Linked DNA regions of Homo sapiens: region 2 is linked to region 1. The links are chromatin loops, found by intact Hi-C in ENCODE. Cell type or tissue: heart left ventricle. All regions are shown on one strand. Region 1 overlaps TLN2 (talin 2). Region 2 overlaps TLN2 (talin 2).

Region 1 (8,000 bases):
GCAGCTAGTACTGGCTAATGAGAATATGATCTGCACATGGCAGGTGCCAAAAGTGTGCTCTAATACAAGGCCCTTTCTTCCTTTGCAGGTGCTGGGCTACCTGACTGCTAGCAGGGACTGAGGGAGGGCATTTCTTGAAGAGTTACCCAGATCCAGCTGCTTATCTGCCCCTGGCCATGGTTTATGTTGTTGACTGATTGCACCAGCTGCTGAGAGGTGGTTTTATGTAGTGTGAGTAATTGAAACTTGGTTCTAAGTTTCCCTCTTGTCCCTTCCTGTTTAATGCAGTCAGCTGTCCTCGAATTTATTTTTTGGTGGTACTTTGAATCAGCCCCCTGTGTGAGAATTCAACAAAAACGCAACTGATACAAAGCATCTGCACTGAGTAAGTCCGGGCAGCATTGAATCCCTCTCTCTGTGTTTTCTGTGTGGCTGTTTTTCACTTACCTTCTCCCCTTTGGGTCTAGGTTCCTGTGGCTGGTTTGCTTTCTCCTCAGTGTTTTGGAGGACATAAAATGATAGTTCTCAGGGTTTGCAAACAGTGTGAGCCCTTCCTGCAGCTGCCGGTGGGTAGGTGGATAAAATCAGTTTTGCTGCTATTGTCCACGGGCCAGGCCCACCCCCAGGTGCCAGTGGCTGACCCCTGGCCACCTGTGCGGGAGTGTGAGTGGCTGCCTGCTGCAAGGGCCCCTGTGGCTCAGAGGAGACGGGCACACGCTATGCTCCCTTCAGAGCAGTGGTAGACATGCTTTATTTTGGGGTTTTGAAGCCCTAGCATTTAGTGGCTCATTTTGGCCTTTTTCTTCCCCTAAGGGATTCTGTGATGTTTAATGACTCAACTCTGATTGTACTCCGGATGTTTCTTTTCCACTGATGTCAGTTTATAGAGCAGTCCTCCAGCAAATGTTTGTGTGGGCAGGAGGCAGAAAGGGAAGGAAGAGGTGAGGGGGCACTTCGGGACCCCAAGAATAGGCTTCAACTGCTGCCCCACACACCAGGGAGGCCAGGCCCTGACATTTTAATGCCCAGTGCTTTTGCTTCCAGACCCATTGGAGGGGTCTGGTTGGGGCTTGGATGAATGGGACCTGAGAGCCGTCTCCTGCAGGGCTGCTGGTTCTCTGTGAGAACTTTGGGATGCCAGGTGGGGCACCGTCATGGGGTATGGGATTATTTGTAGGTCTGGTCATTAGGGGTGGGATGTCTGGCAGATGCCTTAGAGCAAGTGTATCAAGAAGTGGGGTACAGCACAGGACCCTGTGCCCCATCCTTCCGTGAGTCCCCTTCTGGCTTGTCTCCATAGGACTTCAGCTTAACACAGGGAGTGAGGGAGAGGGCAAGAGCATGGGCAAGAGGGAGGGTTTAGTTTTGAGCAGATAGATCCAGCTCCTAGTTTGCCTTAGACCCTGGAACACTGGCTTCTTTCATTCGGCCCTTTAGAGGAGTGGCCCAGAGTAGCCTAGCAGGGACTGAACTCTTTCGGATGGCTTCCAGAGCATTGTTCCCAAGACCCTCCCTTCTGCTGACCCTGTGACATCGGGGCAGGTGGGGAGAGAAGAGGTAGACACTATCATTCCCCCAGTCCCAGGTCCCTCCACACAGCTTATTCCTCACTTTTCCTCCCCCCGGGGGGCTGACAGAATCAAACTTGTGAAATACTGAACACTGGGGTTTTGTGGTGGGCAGTTATGTCTGTTACTAAGCACAAGGAATTTGAGCAAAGGAGGGAGAAAAATAAATAACTATTTTTAAAGGGAACCATTGTATTCAATGGACTCCTCCTTTTTGAGGGTCTGTCGTGGGCAAAAGATTGTGGTGCCTCCTGAGAGTGATACAGAGGCAGTGAGTCCCCGACTCTTCCTGCAGGAGTGTGTAGGTCAGCAATATTGCAGTTTCCAGGTGAGGAGAGAGGTGCTCGATGGAGGGGACGTGATGGGGAACTCAGGAAGGGGTTCCTGGAGGTGCACTTCAGCCGCGCCTTCAGCAATCTGCAGAATGTCAAAAAGCCAGTGGGAGAGGGTGTTCGGGATGGGAGAGACTGAATAAACCAAGACAAAAAGATGGTACAGCGCAGTAGGAGTCAGATAGCACAGGGGTTGGTTAAAGACTGGGGCACCGCAATGTATGGGGAGCAATGTTTTTGTTTGTTTTTTTAACCACTGGCCTAGTGTCGGTTGTGAGCTGTCTGTTGACTTTTAGAAAGAGTAACCTACACCTCGTTCCTACTCATCGACTTCTGCGGTTACCACTATGCCAGAGTGCCATTCTGGAAGGCCTCCAGCAACCCTTTGGTGGCCAAATCTCACAGTTTGTTCCCAGGTGCCCTGCTCGGGGCTGCCTGTCACGGGTCACTGCTTATCATCCTCTAACACCCTCTCTCCCTTTTGCCTCTGGGACTCCATATGCCTTGATGGGCCCTTTTCCAGTCCCCTTCTGCTATCTCTCTTGACTCTGACACACATCTCCATTCCCCAGCGTCCTGTCCTCCGAGCCAGTACCCCTTCTCTACCGCCGCCACCTGTTCCCTGTGCCTGAGCTTTACATCTTGGCCAGGTGCAGGGCGTCTGGCTGACACTTTGCTTTTGCAGACCAGTGCAGCCAGCCCTGCTCCTGGGGGTTACGAGTCTGCAGTTGCGAACCCCAGAAACCCAAAGAACTGAAATTCAGTCCACAGACATCTATTAACCTGCTGGGTGACAGAGTAAGACTCTTAAAAAAAAAAAAAAAAGAACCTTACTGGATCAAGCCCCCAAGGGGACAAGTGACAAGTAACAGCCCTGATCGTCCGGGGAGTACCTGCTGCTTCTCCAGCCTTCCTTTTCCAAGGGCCTCTTCACTGGAAAGCTCTGAGTCAGATCTAAATATCCAAGAAGGCCAGACTTCTTTTTGTCCTTTTCTGTAATCTGAAGCTTCTCATCTCTCTCAGCCTCCTACTTCCTAGCAATTTGACAAAAGGTGAAAAGCGTTTCATCGGCTCTTCAGAGCTGCAGCAGTAGCAGCTGCAGCCTCAGCCGCACGGAAGGTGGAGGTGCTCTTGAGTGAGTCCTCCCCACCGTTTAAAATGCAGGGCTGGACCTGAGGGATTTATGTGTTCCCTGGGTGTGCGTCTTGTGCAGGCGACTTTGAATTTGACACCTCTGTCACATAGCCAGTGCCTGAAAACCCTGAAATGATTCTTGGTATTCAGAATTCACATTGGGTAGACTTAGGTAGTATTTATAGCATTCCCAAGACAAGTTATTGCCAAAGGAGGTAGTGACACTTATCAGGGCCTGTGTAGGAGACACAGAGCTGAGTAGACTCTTTCTCTGGCTAATTTTAGATTCCCAGTGTTGAGGTTGGGAATGAGGGCTTGTCACATAGTTAGTATGTTTTCAGAGGCTCTGATCTCCCTGAGACTACAAGTACAAAGGCTGTGTGGCCATTTCTGTTTCCTGGGGTTTACTCTTCCATCCGTTGTCTCACTGCACAGGTTCTCCCTGGCTCTGTCTCATTCTGCTTGCCCCATGGCAGAAAAGGGGGGCGGTTCAGGGCTCCTTGACATTCTGGCATTAGGCCACCAAGCTGTGGGATGGGGGAATTCAGGGTGGGGGAGAATTTGACAGTAGGGCATCGTGCCTCACAAGCTACTTTTTACAACCTGTGAATGCTTGACACACTGTTTAGTTTGCCTGTGGCCCTGTCTACCCTTGGTCAAGGGGAATCTCCCTGGGGAAGGTATTAGCTCAGGTTGCTATTGGAAAATGCTGTGGACTGGATGGCTTAAACAATAGAAATTTTTTCACGGTTCTGGAGGCTGGAAGTCTGAGATCAGGGTGCTAGCATGATTGGGTTCTGGTGTGGGCCTTCTTCCTGGTTTACAGGCAGCTGCCTTCTGGCTGCATCTTCACATGACAGAGCGAGAGAGGGAGAGCGTGCGAGCGTGCATGCACAGGCAGGCTCTCTGGCATCTCCTCTTAACAGGGCACTAACCTCATCATGAAGGCTCCACTGTCGTGACCTCATCTAAACCTAATTATCTCCCTAAGGCACCAGCACCATCCCCCTTGGGTTTAGGGCTTCAGCATAAGAGTTTGGAGGGACATGATTGAGTTCATAGCAGGGGTTCTTGGAGGTTTTTGAGCTGCAGATTCTTTAAAGCAGAGGCTGGTGACTGCAGAGGAATTGGGCCCCGTCTTCCTTGGGGGTCAGACCTCCAGTGGCAGAAGTGCCTTTTCCAGTGACCCAGGGAGAGTTCTTACTGGGAGAGAGGGACAGCGTTCTGGTGGCGAGGCAGGGAGCTGGCTGGTTTGTGTCGGGGTTTTCCACATGTCTAGATGATAAAGCCACGGCCAGCAGAGGGACTTGACAAAGGGGAGGAGTGCAAGAGGGTGCACAGGCAAAAATGCTGCACCTGCGTGGGAGCTGGTTGGCAGGCGAGGGAGTCTTGGGGGCTGGATGGAGCATGAAGTCCCATTTTGCCCAGTTCATTGCTTGGCTTCAGGTCCCCTCTGCTGTGTCACCTCCTGCTGTGAGCACCTAGAATGGATTCCTACGGGTTTTCCTTTGTGTTGCTTGTCGTGACTTATTTACCTTGTATAATTAGCCATGTTTTGGAAGTTTGGGATGGTTTGGAAGCAACTGTGCCAGAAAACTGGAAAAAAATGTTTTTCAGTTGACAACGACATGATGGTCAGGTCTGGTCAATGGTCCCTCATCCACAGTTGTTGGGCCTTGGCGTCCCTTTCCTGGGATTCTGAAGTTTTTGTATGAGTCAACGGTAGAGCCTTTATTGCTGGTGGCTCTCAGCGCCACCTCTGCAGTGGTGTGGGCATCTCGTTGGTGGGAGTGAGGGCTTATGTAGCGATGACCAGTGGGGACAAGGCTTACTCTTGTGCCCAGGCCTTTTTTCCAGTGTCTCTCCATGCTAAGGGTCAGGCGGGGTCACTCCTCCACCCCTGCTGCCCGCCGCCTCTCCCTGATTCCTTGAGATGGGTGTTAGAAATAGTACATTTGGAATCTCTTTCACATTGGCGACTTGGCTCCTTGTGCCTTTCCAATTTCTCATTCTGAGCTGGGCTTAATGAGAGATGGCACATTGATTACTTGTTAATAAAGAGATGTTGCTGGTTGGTCATGGTTTTTCTTTGCCATTCCTGGAGTGTCTCACAAACCTCTAGGAGGGAGAGAGATTCCTCTTGAAGATACTTGATTAAGAAGTATCTTCTTGAGGGGGCAGCCTGGGGAACATGGCAAAACCTCGTCTCTACAGAAAAAAAAAAAAAATTTAGCTGGGTGTCATGGTGCGCACCTATAGTCCCGGCTGCTTTGGAGGCTGAGGTGGGAGGGTCACCTGAGTCCAGGAGGTCAAGGCTACAGTGAGCCATGGTGGCACTGCTGCACTCCAACCTGGGCAACATAACGAGACTCTGTCTCAAAAAGAAAAAATAAAAAACTCAAGGATGATGCAGGGCTTGAGTGCGACTCTCCTTGCATGTCCCTGCTTACTTAATCAGCATTTCTTCCTTTTTGCATCCCTCTCCTACCTCTGCCCTCCTCTCTGGTGGCTAGAAGACCTAAGGAGGGGAGGCTATTAGTGGCTAAACCTCTATTTAGGGGTCTGCTGGTTTATATGGCACTAGCTCTATGTGGAAAGCAGTAGACTCTATTTTTTTTTTCTTTTTTTGGAGACAGAGTCTCACTCTGTCGCCAGGCTGGAGTATAGTGGCGCAATCTTGGCTCACTGCAACCTCCACCTCCTGGGTTCAAGTTATTCTCCTGCCTCAGCCTCCTGAGTAGCTGGGACTACAGGTTCCTGCCACCAAGCCTGGCTAATTTTTTGTATTTTTAGTAGAGACAGGGTTTCACCATGTTGGCCAGGGTGGTCTCGATCTCTTGACCTCGTGATCCACCTACCTTGGCCTCCCAAAGTGCTGGGATTACAGGTGTGAGCCACCACGCTCGGCCTTTTTTTTTTTTTTTTTTTTAAGTAAAATGGAGATCAGTTTGCTGCTCTTTCTACCTCACAGGGCAGACATGTGAATAGGATGACAAAATAAGAATGCACTTTATTTTAAAAGGGGCTGTGTCTTATAAATCAGTAACGATACCTGTATACTATTCCTCAAGCCCTGAATGTCCTAGTAAGTAAAAAATTTATGATAGAGGAAAATTTACTGGAGTTTGAATAGGAAAGTGTGTGCATGCCTGTGTGTATGAGTGTGTGAATGAACATGTGCAGGTGTGCTAGGCAAGTCAAGTCTGAACTTCTATTTTTCAGGTTGACAACATCCAACCAACACTTGTTTGGGCCCTTTAGTGCAAAAGAATATGCAAGCCCTTTTGCTTGCTAACTTTGAGTTGAGTCTTAGTAGGTGTCCTGGGGCAGGCTTTAGTTGTTTTTCTTTCCTCCTGCTGAATGTGATCCTGTTCCAGGGGCTTGTTCTTTGGGTCACAGTTGGCCTGGGGCCACTTAGTGTCTGAGGTCCTAAGCTTTGGGGTGAGCCAAAGCTTAGCCAAAGCGATTGCTTTGTTACTCATGTAGTTTTTTCCCCCTACCTCAGAGAGGATTTTCCCCTTGAATGATCAATTTTCGTGAAATAATTTAAAAGGAAGAAATTACTAGAAAGAGGCAGCGGGTGACCCACGATTGTTACTCCCCCTCTCTGATGTGATCCAGGACCTCAGCTCTGTAGGCTCTGAGCAGAGTTGCGGCTTCAGATGTCTGCCGAGGTGCTGCATCAGCCTCAGGCAGTGACAGTCCTACCACCTGTTTCCATTTAAAGCCACTAATATTTATCAGGACCTATGCTTTCTAGGACTGCAAAGGTGGAAGAAGATTGCAGCAGCCAGCCATGTGTCCTAGCAGGTTTCAGCTTCGGGGTGCATTTGATGTGTTCACACCTCACCTGAATAAGTAGCCACATGGTTTTTTTTTTTTTTTTTCCCTTGAGATGGAGTTTTGCTCTTGTTGCCCAGGCTGGAGTGCAATGGCATGATCTCAGCTCACCGCAACCTCCGCCTCCAGGTTCAAGCAATTCTCCTGCCTCAGCCTCCCTAGTAGCTGGGATTACAGGCATGTGCCACCACGCCTGGCTACTTTGTATTTTTAGTAGAGACGGGGTTTCTCCATGTTGGTCAGGCTGGTCTCAAACTCCCAACCTCAGGTGATCCACCCGCCTCGGCCTCCCAAAGTGCTGGGATTACAGGTGTGAGCCACCGTGCCCGGCACTAGCCACGTGGTCTTGTACGAAGAGGCAGGTGTTGTGTGCCACTCATCCAAGGGAAGCTCTATGTCAGGTGCCAGTCCTCATGATGGACAGGAATCTTTAGCTGGCTTTATTAAGAAAAATAAGAATTCCATGTTTATTTCAGATAATGTTTTCTCTCTTTGCAATGAAGTTTTGTTGAAATAGAGCATAGAGAAATGAACACAAATCATAACTGGACGAGTTGATGAATTTTCACAAACTGAACTCACCTGTGTAACCTGCATCCAGCTCAGGAAATAACCTGATCAGTATTTCAGAAGCCCCCTGATACCCCTGCTGGTGCACCGCCTTCCCACAGTCATAATCTCGACTTAGTTTTGCTTGTGTGTGTGTGTGTTTATTTTATTTTATTTTATTTTTAAGACAGAGTCTCGCTCTGTTGCCCAGCAGGCTGGAGTACAGTGGCGCAATCTCAGCTCACTGCAACCTCTGCCTCCCAGATTCCAGTGATTCTCCTGCCTCAGACTCCCAAGTAGCAGGGACTACAGGCACACGCTACCATGCCCGGCTAATTTTTGTATTTTTTAGTAGAGACGGGGTTTCACCATATTGGCCAGGCTGGTCTCGAACTTCCTCGTGATCCGCCTGCGTCGGCCTCCCAAAATGCTGGAATTACAGGCGTGAGCCACCGCGTCTGGCCAGTTTTGCCTGTTTTTGAACTTAATGTAAATGGACCTGCCCAGTGTGTCCTCTTGTTTCTGGTTTTGTTCAGCATGATGTTTGTGAGATTTGCCTCCATCTTCGTGTGAGTTG
Region 2 (8,000 bases), 49 kb after region 1:
CTGACCTGGGACAGATTGCTCTAGGCTGCAGGCATGGGGGTTTATTGCCGAGGCACTGGGCCTGGTGATACGAGGGGTCTAAGTGGTGAGTTTCAGACAGAAATCATCTGTACTCTTGATTCCAAAGCTGGTAATCATGACTGTATTGATCCATAAAGACTCATGATGTATCATCTGTGCTTGGCTTCTGGCCTGGCTAGGGGAGAGGAGACGGGGCGTCATCTGGTTCTGCATCTGGATTTGGAGATGGAATTTGAAAACACACAGGCAGGTTATGAGAACTGCCACTTGTAAGAATGCAAGTGAGTGTGAGATAGAAAGGCCCGGTGATAGATGGTCTTGGGCTTCTCTGTTTTCCTATCACCTGTGTCTCCCTTCCTTGCTCTTGTACTGTTTGGTAACAACTTTGAGGTGAGTCCTTTCCTTTTGGCTGTTAAAGAGCCCAGAGGTGGGTTGGAGGAAAACAGCTTTGTGAAGCCTGCAAGAGTTGACTTCACAGTTCCGTTTGCTGCGTTTTCAAATACTGCTTTATTAGCCACCCCCTCTTCCAAGGCCAGGTGATTTGTGCCTTATGGCCTGGCCACTCTGAGTCATAGTGCCTATGTTTGTGTGGCCAGATTGCAGACTCTGCTACAACAGCGTCAACAAGTTCCCTTTATAGCCATTAAAATATATGTACATCTATTATTCTTTATTATAAAAGTAATATGTGTTCATGGTAGATAATCTGTAAATATAGAAAAATAAAAAAATAATAAAAGTCACTTACTCAGTGAAACCAATGCACCTACCCTCCTAGGAAGTGGCCATCAGTCCTGTGTCACCAGCACTAAGATCTGAACTAACCACGTGCAGATACCTGGGATCAGTAGGATTTCTTCACATCTTTGTGTGTGCTGTGTAATTATTCTACCCTGAGCTCGAATCCTCCACTTCAACTTTTAGCACTGATTTCTCCGCTTAACCCATGTGTGCTTTATACACAGAGAGACTTCTTAAGTGATTAGTGGTTCAGTCACTGCCACAGTCTATTAAAGCTTCTTAGGGAAGTGATTTTCTTTCTGTGGTGTGAAAAGGAAATAACAATGTCTGTCTTGCTCTTTAACCTGTCTCTTCTTGGAAATTCCCAGGCATCTTGGAAGCCATGTGTCTGCCCTTGGCTGTGCTCTGTGGACCTCCTGCAGTATGCTTGCCCCATTTCCTCTCTTGGCTCTTTGCCAGCTTGTGGCCTTTCTAGAAGGATATTGTCCTGTTGTGAATTTTCATCATCTTTATTGGTTTCTTCTCATTCCTCTCCGTTCTGTGAGCTTGTCAGAGAACCTGGAAGCCTCACTTAGCTTCTGGGAGCAGGTCCTGGAGCTGGGCTCACACCCCTTCCCCAGTTGTTTTTCTCTCTCCTGCCAGCCTCCCTTTGATTCTTAGTTTTCAGTGAACTGTACAGTATCAAAGACCCTGGAATCTCACGTAGAAAAAAGAGTACCGGGATTTGGGCGCCACATCTGCCTGTTTTTTCATCTGTGCTTTTTTGAGCCTTTTAAAAAAATCAGTGGCATCAGTTGCATGTAAGGTTCATGAAAGAACTGTGTAAAATTGTAAATTATTTTGCAGAGATTTGCTGTTTTCCAGCAACTCCTCCCTTCTTGACACACAGGTAGTAGCTCTAGATTTTGTTGTTGTTCTTGTTGAACTCTGATAGGTCTCTCAAATAAAAGGAAACAGATACCGTTTTTATAGATTAGAAGACAACATTGTTAAGATGTCATCTCACCAAATTGATCTATAGGTCCATTGCATTCTCATTCAGAATCCCAGAAGGGGGTGTATGTGTTTGTTTTAATAAATCAACAAGCTGATTCTAAAATTTACATGGAAATGCAAAGGGCTCAGAGTAGCCAAGTTAGTTTTGGAAAAGAACATAGTTGGAGGGCTTACACTACCTGATTTCAAGGTATACGTCAAAGCTATAGAAAGCAAGACAGTGAGGTATTCGTGTAAAAGCAGCCATATTAGATGGATGGAACAGAATAGAGTCCAGAAATAGACCCACACATGTATGATCAATGGATTTTCATCAAAGGGGCCACTGTAATTCAATGGAGAATGGATGGGCTTTTCAACAAGTGATGCTGAAACAGTTGGGTATCCATATGGAAAAAAGTGAACCTTGATCCTTAGGTTACACCACATACAAAAATTATCTTGAAATGGATCGTAGACTTTAAGTAAAACTTCCAGTAGTTCCATTAGGCTATTTATTTATTGTTGTCAGTGCAAGGGAGGAGCCAGAGTGCTAAGTGCTGAGAGGGTAACAGGAAGAAAGGGTAACAGAAAGTAGTTGGTGGGGTGTGTGTGTGTGTGTGTGTGTGTGTGTGAGAGAGAGAGAGAGAGAGAGAGAGGGAGACTCTGGGCCATTCTAAACTCTGCCCCACTGCTCACTTTTTTGTTGGGTAATAACATTAAAAAACAGAAACATGTTTTTGTTGTTGTTGTTGTTGTTTTGAGACGGAGTCTCACTCTGTTCCCCAGGCTGGAGTGTAGTGGCGCGATCTCAGCTCACTGCAACCTCCGCTTCCCAGGTTCAAGCGATTCTCCTGCCTCAGCTTCCCGAGTAGCTGGGATTACAGGCGCCTGCCACTATGCCCAGCTAATTTTTTTGTATTTTTAGTAGAGACGGGGTTTCACCATGTTGGCCAGGCCAGTCTCGAACTCCTGACCTTGTGATCCGCCCACCTCGGCCTCCCAAAGTGCTGGGATTACAGGCGTGAGCCACTGTGCTCGGCCAAAAACATGTTTCTTACTGGTACCTTCAGAGGATAATTTTTGGTTCTCCCACCTTGCCCTCCTCTTCCTCTTATTTTGCAAGCAAATCTTACTTTAGCTTACACACTGTGCTGATGAAGAGTTGTCTTAAATCTGGCTTACATTGATTTAAACCTATTTTAAAATGTGCTAGGAAATCCTGGCATCATGTTAGTAAGCAAGGAATCCTTCTATTTAGCCAGTGTTCTTCCAGAGTTCCTGTCCTGAGTTTCTGCCCACTGGAGCCCACCTGCCCTCTAATTGGGGTCTGCAGGCGTACATCCTTGCACAACTCTGTAATTTATCTGGTAGCCTCAGGCTGGAGTGTTTCCTGGACTTCTCAGAACTACAACGTTGGCTCTGTCTTACGCACAAATATGTTAGGTAAAATTTCAAGTCAATCTCCCTCTTCCCTGTGCTTGGTTAAGAATTGATTTGTGACATCTGTAGGGAGCAAATTAAGGAATTTACAACTGGTACATGAGGAAGGTGGAAGGAAGTTCTCCCTAAACTTAATCTGTAACATAGTTTTTGACCTTGTCTGCCTCTATGATGGGGGGCGGACGGGGAAGGGGAAGGGGAGTGTCTGCCTCTTTGGGTAGCCTGAACTTACATTAGCCAAATGTCATTGAACCTCCATGACTTGAGGCTAGTTACGTGATGGCTGAGTCAATGCCAGGTCTAAGATCATTCTTTCCTTTATTCTATTTATGGAACTAATATCAAGAGAGCATTTACTTTTTGGCAGGCATTGTTCTAGACGCGGGGAAAACAATTTTGAATAAGACTCATAAAGATCTGGCCCGAATGGAGCCTATATTCTGGGAGTACAAGTTTCCTGTTAATTTTTCTCTCATGTCTTTCTTTAAAAGCCCAGCACAAATCTAGGAAACTGTGATATCTCCAGGAAGAAGGGACCTCTCTGTCCTCTGAAATCATTTGTGTGTTGCAGGTTCCAAGAGTGTGGCAGTGGTTATAGCACATTATCTAGTGGCTGCTGGTATGAGGGTTTAGGCTACCCTCTGGGAAACTGGACTGGGTCAGACCTTTTTTGGGTGTGATGAGGGGCAGAGAGTGAGGAGACTCTGCTATGGTGCCTTCCAAACAGGAAATGTTCAGCAAATATTTATTGAGCAAATGCATATCTGCATGAGGTAGTCACATGGGTGGTATTACAAACACCAGACTGGATTCCAGCTCTTCAGATTAACATTTGGAATTCCTAGGAACTGTGCTGAACCTGGCAAAGATGAGAGCCCTCCTGCCAGGAGATCCTTTAGTTTGTTTCTGGAGCATTCCCAACATGAAAGCTCTCCCATGGAGGTTGGGGGAGTTTTAAATTGCCAGTGTGTTTGAAACAAGCAACATTGTCTTCTGACCTTTCCCTAGGGTCTTGCATACTTTGATATGGCAGAAGCAGGCGTTGCTCTGAAGTTATAAATAACTAAGCAACTTGAGAGTTACACTCTAGGGCCCCAAGTTAAAACAGCTGATTCCACTCTTGTTGTAGAGCAGGAAACTATCTTTTCAAAATCATGTGTGAGCAGCATGGCATTCAAACGGGATATTAATCTTCCTAGAAATTTTACCAGGAAAGCAGAATGCTTCCTTTTCCTCCACCCTTATTTTTATTTTTTATTTTTGCTTATGTGTATCTGTCATTTCAGCATATGTGAAGTGAATGACAAGATATTTGTTGTTTTTACTGGTGACAGATGATAAATATCTTCATTTCTTTTTAGCTTAAAAACACTTGCTGAACTTTGGTCAGCTGATATAAGGATTAGAAATAATTTTAAGATTATTTAATCTCGTTTTCCCCCAAAGAATTGATCCAGAAATTGGTATAAAGTCAGAAGGAGAAAAAGAAGGATGAGTTTCTAAGATAAATGTGCTCAGATAATTGCTTTTTATTAAAAGATACTGTTCTTTTTACTTCTTAGGTGTTGAAATGTCTGTTTTTAATGAGATCGTGCTTCGAGGTTGGTTTCTCAAGACGAAGTTATCAGTCAGCACAATTTGGGAAAGGTGGGGGTATTCTGCTATGGAATACCAAAGTCTGGTAACTGGTCATCTCATTGAGACCCCCGTGTGATGCTTGAGTTGCCCACCTCCCGCAACCGAGTCCCCATCAAGTAGGGATGTTTATACAGTGAGTCCCTTGCCCTAAGGCTGGTCCTTCTTTGGGCAGCTTTGACTGAGTTTGGAGAATAATTGCTATTCTGTGGAAATTTCATAATCATAACCCAGGCAAGTGCCTGGGAGGCAGAGCACAGGTGGGTGGGGGTAAAATGCAGAGTGGGCTTTGGATATCAACTCTGTGATTTCTGTGGCCAAAGCAGAAATGCCCATGAGCTTGAGTTAGTGCAGTGAGTTAATTGCATGGTAATTAAATGCTAACATGATTGATCAGAGGAACTGTGTAATTGAAGCATAGTAAAATGTGGCATGCTTAGTAAGCAATTGAGTTGTCTTCCCAAGGATGTAGGCAGTACTGGGCAGAAGCACAGATGTCTTGAACAAGCTGTGCAGTGCACAGTTTTGCCCTTTTGTCTTCTGAGGAAGATGTATGGGACTCTAAGGAGTGAAATCCCACATTCCGTACCTGAGAACGAGATTCATAACTGTATGTGAGATATTCTTTATTTTGTAGTACTTTGCATACTTTTTGGTATATAGAATATTTACTTGTTATCATTGGTGAAATTTCAAGGTTTTTTTTTGTTTATGGGTTTTTGGGCTTTTCTGTATGTATTCTGGAATCACCAAGAGGCTTCCATATTGAATTTTCTACAGTAGCTCTCTGAATAAGCCTTAATTGATATATTTGGTAGAGATGAATGAAGATACCATTTAATCGTGGTGGTAAATTTAAATATATGATGTTTCCTTCTGGATGAGTGACTATTTAAGCCCTATAGATGATTTTTTAAAATTATTTTATTTATTTATTTATTTAAAGACAGAGTTTCTCTCTTGTCACCCAGGCTGGAGTGCAGTGGTGTGATCTTGACTCACTGCAACCTTCGCCTCCCGGGTTCAAGCGATTCTCCTGCCTCAGCCTCCCGGGTAGCTGGGACTACAGGCGCGTGCCACCACACCCAGCTAATTTTTGTATTTTTAGTAGAGACGGGGTTTCACCATCTTGGCCAGGCTGGTCTCGAACTCCTGACCTTGTGATCCACCCGCCTCGGCCTCCCAAAGTGCTGGGATTACAGGCGTGAGCCACTGCACCCGGCCAAAGCCCTATAGATGATTTTTGAAACAAATTTTTCATTTCGAAAAGATCTGGACAGTTTGAAATAAAAATGACCAAATTTTCTATCAAGTTGAAAAGAAATTTAGAGAAATACGATTTATCAAATAAAAAAGGTAATACCTTGGAATGAATGAAAAAATTAGGTAAATTTTTCATAACTTAGGTAGCTGTCTTAAATTATCCTGGAAAATATGGGCCAAACTTTGAGTTGAATTTTTAGTACAGCATTTAGATTCATGTTTCTCTATTTACGTTTTTGTGTGTGTGTGTAATGTTACTTTTAGAGCAGTGGAGGTCTCTACTATCCATTGTTTAATCTCTTCCTTTTGTGAATAGAATAATAATCAATTACTCCTAATCAGTATTCTTGGTATTTTTGTATATACATGTGATAGTAAGAGTTACATTTATGTGGATGAATTTACTATAAGCCAGCCTGTAATCTTAGTGTTTTACTTATTTAGCTTCCTAACATTCCTATGAGGTAGGTCCTGTTTTTATCTCCATTTTACAGATAAAGAAACTAAACTATAGAAAGCTTAAGTAAGGTGCTTAGGATCCCATAAGCCAGGGGTTGGACCAAGATGGTCTGGCTCTAGGATCTGTGATCTTAACCATTACCCTATGCTTCCTGTCTGCGTGTACTGGACATTCTGACTATGATGGCTTTGGAGTGGTTCAGGATCTTGGACTAGCTACTTCATAAAAATGGATTGGCTTATTTTCCGTAAAATGTCTTGTGTTTGTTTTGTTTTTTTTGAGAAATGACCTTTGTATGTTAATACTTTAGTTTGCTAGTAGAGCCTATTTGTTTAGTCATGGCTAACAGCATTTGTTGCGAGTGATTCCATTGATTGAGCTCTATTTCTGTTACTTTCTAAGTGTTTATCGTGTGATAATAAAAACATACCCAGCTGGCATCTCAAATCTGACTTAGCAAACTTTCAAGGTGTCTTCTAGCAGAATCTAGATTCCAAATAGCAGCCCAGCCTTGAGATTGAACTTCTGACACAGCAGTGTGGGTGCGAGGGTCATCCTCTCTCCTATCTTCGGCATAACTTGCCTGGAATGCACATGTGCTGCTGAGAACGGCCCCTCCTGGTCCTCTGGTCCCCTCCTTGTAACGTCTCACTGATCACACAGAACCAGGGAGGAGAGGGGCTTTCGGGGGCTTGTCAGGTCATGGCCATCCGTGCGCCTCCTTTACAGACAGGACCACTGAAGCCAGGGGAGGCTGTTGGGCTTGCCTGAGCCACCTCCCACTTCCCTGCCTGGAACTCCCTCCCTCCGCTCTGCCTCCTAATGCCTGGGCTCCGTTGAGGTGGAGAGAATCCGGTGGCTTTGGATTCCGTGTCCACACCCAGTTGTTTCCCAGTCAGAAAAAGAAATATTTAGTTTGGGGTTTGGATAAGGATATTAGTTTCAAATTAATCCTGTACTTAAAACATTTTATTTCTGTAAGTCATGTGAAAAAAAAATGTTTTTAGCGAATAGGGAAAGTTTTTAAGACAATTGGGATCTTCCCAGTAGTCTGTATTCTCTTCATTCTTTGTGGGGTTTGTTACTGGCAGCCTTAGTAAAGCATCTTGCAAAACGGGGGCTGGTAAGATGTGGTCCCAGTACCCCAAATGGCTCGTGTTCAGCTTCCCTTCTCATGACAGGTGCTGCCAGCCCCTTTGGGTCAGCACTGGGCACCCACCAGAGCATGCCATTTTCCTCAGGGGCCCTGGAGAAGGGTTCTGAAGTGGTGGCTCTTGAGTGGTGAACCAGAGGGTGGGGCCCTGGGCTTTGGGATCAGCTAGGCTTGGGTGTCGCTTAGTAGCTTTGTGCAAATCATTTCATCATTCTGAGCTTCAGTTCCTTAAGCTGTAAAATGGTGCTTACCTTATGCAGTAGTTGAGATAATTTAGATGATGAGATGGCATAGAAATAGGTATATGAT

The links. Peaks named below come from ENCODE experiments on the same cell type or tissue, not always from the same donor. Only the 100,000 strongest peaks of a DNase experiment are listed, where the experiment ranks them.
Region 2: a loop joins it to region 1, with 11 times the contacts of the local background. A loop is called at or near these places in 8 of 110 quality-filtered maps.

The regions. Positions count from the first base shown.
Region 1 is chr15:62,453,357-62,461,356 of GRCh38, forward strand. All of the region lies in intron 1 of TLN2 (talin 2), which reads left to right. Among named protein-coding and RNA genes, the nearest start is that of TLN2, 67 kb to the left of the region's middle. RefSeq lists an enhancer at 712-1,260. In heart left ventricle, a CTCF peak has its summit at 4,358 (motif pointing right); a DNase peak (open chromatin) is centred at 2,315; H3K4me3 peaks cover 188 bases; H3K27ac peaks cover 3,048 bases.
Region 2 is chr15:62,502,476-62,510,475 of GRCh38, forward strand. The region is part of intron 1 of TLN2 (talin 2); the gene reads left to right. Among named protein-coding and RNA genes, the nearest start is that of TLN2, 120 kb to the left of the region's middle. RefSeq lists enhancers at 3,775-4,069, 3,836-4,366. In heart left ventricle, no CTCF peak of the experiment used is centred here; no DNase peak of the experiment used is centred here; H3K27ac peaks cover 2,698 bases.